Regions from separate parts of the Homo sapiens genome. Here region 2 is linked to region 1. A link is a contact called in ENCODE Hi-C data. All regions are on one chromosome and are shown on one strand. Each heading gives the region's core, a stretch centred on a gene start or an enhancer-like site at or near the end of the contact. The rest is flanking DNA. Distances are from core to core; before and after follow the strand shown. Region 1 overlaps ETV6 (ETS variant transcription factor 6). Region 2 holds the start of ARHGDIB (Rho GDP dissociation inhibitor beta).

Region 1 (2,596 bases), core at 73-2,572:
GGTTAGAGTTGAATTTCTCCCTACAACCAGAATGCCAGGGCTGGTCCTGTAGGCCCTGATGGGCCAGCTCTGAGAGTGGGCTCAATCCAGTACCCAATTCCCCAGCATTTTGCTAGGGGTGCCCTTCTAGGAGCAGGGTCTCACTGCTTTTGGAAGTCTCCAAATAAAAAACCATGGTAATAGAAAGGGCTTGGGTCTGGATAGACGTGAATGGACTTGAATTTCAGGGTTGGCTCTATTAGAGAGATGATTTAACCTCTCTAAGACTCAAGTTTCTAACGACACCTACTAATGAGGGCTTCTTAGAAGTATCAGAGCTCATTTATGTATAGCACCTGGCATAGTGCCTGGCCTGCAGTGGCCAGGTAGCTCACCAAAGCTCCATTTCTGTTTCCGGTTATGGTGAATAGCCTGTTGAGGAGGTGGCTTCCCCATGCAGGAGCCAAGGGAAGCAGACATGTCGTTGTCTGTGTGTTTCATTAAAGAAAGGACCTAGGGTTCTGTCTGTGTATTATTGAGACTAATCTTCCTAAGTCACAATGGAAATAAGCTTTGCTTTCAAACGATCCCCTGTGATTTCCAGGGGCTCAGTTTTGCTCTAGGGCACTCCATCCCAGGACCTTTTCCTACCCACATGTCTCTCCCTCAGTCTGGAACTTTCTTCCCGTTCTCGCCTGAATCTGTGAATCTCCTTCAGCCTTCCCCACTCTTCTAATACCTATCAAGTCCTCCCCTGTCCTTTGCTATCACATCAGTGTTCCAAAAATGGCCTCTCCTCACAGCTGCCTGTGACGTGCAGTGATATCACCAGCAGAGTTGAGACAAGGACAAGGAGAAGAGATTTAATTCTCTGTCAGTGTCTTACAAAGCAGTAATGACTTCTAACAAAGCCGACCAGCCACTAGCATTTTCTACTTTGTTCCCCCTTAAGCCTTCTTTTGGGTGCCTTCACTTTTTACATCCAAATGCTTGAAGCTTTCTACTTTCCCCGCGGCACATGTGGCTGTACGAGGGCCCTGGTTAGCTGCTTCAAACAGCTTGAAGAGCAAAAACAGCCCACAGCAGAACAGCCAGGATGCTTTGGAAGGGAAATTTCCTTTTTGGGTTTGCTGTCTGAAAGAATTTCCGATGCAGGCAGACGTTAATTCCTAGCTCCATGCTTCCTGATAAGGAAGCAGCTTCAATAAATGCAGCTATTTATAGATGTCTTTTTTTTTTTAAGAAAAAAAATATATAACCAGAGGTTTACTGACCTTTTCTTTCACTTCACATTTCATGCAGTGAGCTCTGTGTACATTTAAGGCAGTTCCTCCAGCGTCAGCTCTGACAAAGTGGCCCTGGTTTCGCTGTGGGGGATGGGGAGGGGAGGATGAAGATGGCACGGCCCCTCATTAGTGTCACGGGCTCTCCCTTTCCTCAGAGTTCTGAAGTAGACATTTGGAAACTGTTGACAATGGGTTGTCCCTACCTGGTGCTCTGTGTTATTTATGTGAGCCCAGAGGTGCCCAGCTTTATTCTAGACTCAACACTGAAAGGTTATAGCAGACTAAGAGAACCCTTTAAAAAATAAAAGACGATGAGAACCAGTCCATTTTATGAAACTTGAACAGCAACAGGAAATCAGAAACTTTATTTCCATTTCTTCTTTTCTTCTGTCCGTTGCTTCCTCTTGGATTTTCCCAACCCTCAATACGTCTGTGGTCTTTCTCTCGTCTTGATGGGTTTCCGCAGATTGAGGAGTTCCTGTCCATGAGCTCCACAGTCACCCTTACATGTATCTACCTAATGCTTTCTGGCAGGTGTGATAAAGGTTCAGTGTGTTGGCTTGAATGTGCTTCTCTAAGTTACTTCTCACCTCCTCTGATTATCAGAAAGCATTGGTTGAGCTGAGTATATACAAATACAGCAGTTTCCATGCTCAAATAACTGATATTTTCTCCCATTTTGCTTCATGTGTGAGTTACACCACATTAGTAATTCAAACTTTTGGGGTTTCTGGCAGGATGACCTTGACAACTTCATCAGAGGTAAACGTTAGCAGCGACGTTTAGATGTTGCTGCTTTTGCTGTTGCCATGGGTGGATTCTGATTCTCAGTTGCCTGTACCATGTGTGAGTGTTTTGTGGTTCATTTTTCTGATCTCTTCTGAAGGAGGGGTAGAGCAGGACTTGAGAGATTTAAACTGGCCCTGGCTCTGGCCACATGCTGACTGTAAATTCCCAAGTATAATTAGTCACACTGCCCCAATATTTACTGCCTCCATCTTGGGTGTGTGGACAAAACCCCATTCTTTCAACATTGGTCTCCATTTCTGCTTCCAGCAGATCATGGATACCAGTAGCTCTCAAATGGGGCTGTAAGATTCCAGTAATAGAAATGCAGATGATGGGTACGGATAATGGATAAAGAACTGTAGATGTGGGGTGGATGACGATTGGATACCTAGAAGGGAAAGTTGACTGCACAGGGCTACGCAGTGAATACCCTATTTTACCAGGTCAGCTGAGGCTAAATTCTCTACTTCTGGGGTGGGGGTACTAACTGAAATGGTTCACTGAGGAGGGTGAAGGTTTGTAAGGGAAGATGTAACAATACT
Region 2 (2,596 bases), core at 39-2,538, 3.2 Mb after region 1:
TTTCAGGTCATACCTAAAGCACTTCTCCTAATGGTGGCTGAAATTCAGACCTTGACATTTTGAAGGCCCACTGATCAGCTGTCCTAGCTGGGCCCCCTTGAATTTTTCTCAAACCTGTCTCTTAATACGTTATTTGGTGTTTTCCATGTTTGCTGTTAGTTATCTCATACCTAAAGGGCTATTATCATTATTAATATTTTTATTTTTTGAGCCAGAGTTTCGCTCTTGTTGCCCATGCTGGAGTGCAATGGCGTGATCTTGGCTCACTGCAACCCCTGCCTCCTGGGTTCAAGTGATTCTCCTGCCTCAGCCTCCCAAATAACTGGGATTACAGGGATGCACCACCACACCCAGCTAATTTTGTATTTTCAGTAGAGATGGGGTTTCACCATGTTGGTCAAGCCGGTCTTGAACTCCTGACCTCAGGTGATCTACCCGCCTCGGCCTCCCAAAGTGCTGGGATTGCAGGCGTGAGCCACCACGCCCAGCCCTATTATTATTTTTGACAACAACAGCAAAGATCTGCCCATCCGACTGCAGGAATTTAATACACAGCCTTTGTCAGTGGTAGAAATTCTATCACTGTATGACTCATGAGTACATAACAATGTGCTATACCATACTTCCTCTTTGAGGGATAAAGCCCCTGCACTCTAAGGGAGGATTTCATTATGCATTTCTCTTATATCACCAGAAAATTATTTAGTGGAAGACAGTTTAATATTTGACAGCTTTGAACCATTTTTTTTTCTCTTTCAACCAGTCTTTTTACATTGTCTGCTTAAAAACAGGAAACCACATATCTCCACCCCAGCACAACCCACCATCCACCAGCACAGACCGTATCATTTTGGATCTACAGTCTTTTTCTTCCAAGCCTGGCCAGGTGCCTGCTCCTACTTTGCAGGAAACCCCTCCAGGCACTCCCGGTGCGTGTTCTCAGAGCCCTTCTGAGAATATTCAGGATTGCACTTCCTGGGCTGCAGCGCACCCTGTACCCTCCTTTTTTAAGCCTCCTCCCCTGAGTCACTGCTACCCTTCCCTCCTCTAACTTCCCCTTCTCTGCAGCCTCCTTAGCAATTTCTTATCATAAAGTTTGTTTTAAAGAAGAACTGCCCCTCTAAAAAAATAATAAACTGTCGAGGGCGGTAGCCCCGTCTAGAGGTTTCCGACTTTGCTCTGTGCCCACCTGAAGCCTCCCCAGCCCGAGGTATTTGAACTTACATTCAGTGCTTCACGTCTCTGTCCGGGGTGCCTCTGTCTCTCAACTCTGACTTCTGAGTACTGGCAGTTAGAACAGGAAGGAAGTCAATGAGAAAAAAAAATGTTTTAGACCTACTTGAAGAGGAAACCCTGGGCTGTCTCAAATCCTGTTCCTTTGCACTGCCTATCTCTTGATCAGCCAACTTGAGCAGCATTCTTGTCAATTAATGGCACATGTGCGAGCATGACAGCCCGTGTGACGTGGAGATGCATGAATGTACACGCAAGAGTGTGGAGCCTATAGCTATGGGTATTATGAATAATTGTGAGGGTATTTCTGATAATCAGGTCATTGCAGTGCATAAGCCTATGGAGGTAAGGAGCCTGAAACCAGTAGCAATAAATTCACATCGGCTTTACTTTGTACCACTCACTTCTGTTCCCACTGGGTCCCCGCCAGCTTCATTATCAACCAGATACGTTGAAAGTTTGCTGGCAGTGAATGTAGAGTGCTAAGAAATGATGATTGTTAACTGCATATACTACGGTCCTAAATTTAAAAATGTGTCCTTAAACAGATTTTTGGAGTTTTGTTGGTTATAATTTCAAGACGTAGCTTTGTATTGCACTACAAACAGTCAAATATTGTTTTTAATAGTTTTGGCTGATTTTTCTTCAAATGAAACAAACAAGCAAGCGAAAGTACTGTCTTTGATGAAACCTAGGAAAGAAATTACAAAAGGAAGTAAAACTTCATTAATTCATAGTCTTCCAACTCAGAATTTGTGACAACTTAACAAGTGCCAAAATAGACTTTGTACCATATTTGAGGAAATGGTTTATGAAGTAATTTAAATGGGAACAAGTCTCGGAGGCCATGTTTAAACCATCTGAGGAACAGTTTTTAAGCAGCCAAGTCACATTCATGCTGTATATTCCCGTAGCTGTTACCAATAATAAATGCTTATTTAGGTTAATATTTCAATATTCAGTATTTACACTACATCAATATATTTAGATCTGACTAAGCACACAAATTTGGAGAAACTGACGTTTATTTTGTTTTCACCTAAATGTACTGCATCTTCTTCATTTCCCTTTGTAAATTGATACCACAGGGTTTGCCTTCTACTTAGAGTCAATGAAATCGGAATAATCAAGGGAGTCATTTCACGTGAGAAGAGATTAGCCTAGAAAAATATGAAAAGGAAAATAGTATATAATTAAAATGAGCAAAAATACTAAAAGCCTAATACCACTTTATTCTATAAATTTTAAAATAGCATAGACAGAATACAGCCCTTGAAACAATGTACATAACTTTATTGTAAAAACAAAGCAAACCCTAATTTACACAGAAGGCAGTAACTTACACATTCTATAGCTCTGCACC

The links. A loop is a pair of places that touch in the nucleus more often than their neighbours do. Pooled maps may share reads with other maps.
Region 2: a map with no recorded cell type shows a loop between it and region 1 (8-fold over the local background). The contact joins the promoter of ARHGDIB here to the enhancer-like site in region 1. A Hi-C loop is called at or near these places in 2 of 37 single-sample maps with no recorded cell type and 2 of 50 pooled maps.

What each region holds. Positions count from the first base shown.
Region 1 is chr12:11,757,954-11,760,549 of GRCh38, forward strand. All of the region lies in intron 2 of ETV6 (ETS variant transcription factor 6), which reads left to right. Among named protein-coding and RNA genes, the nearest start is that of ETV6, 110 kb to the left of the region's middle. RefSeq lists an enhancer at 673-722. Within about 2 kb of position 1,323, at least 15 of the 41 ENCODE cell types and tissues checked have a DNase peak (open chromatin) inside an H3K27ac peak, as active enhancers do.
Region 2 is chr12:14,960,313-14,962,908 of GRCh38, forward strand. It overlaps ARHGDIB (Rho GDP dissociation inhibitor beta), which reads right to left and starts at 1,289. Exons shown (of 6, transcript NM_001175.7): 1 at 1,225-1,289. RefSeq lists an enhancer at 992-1,111.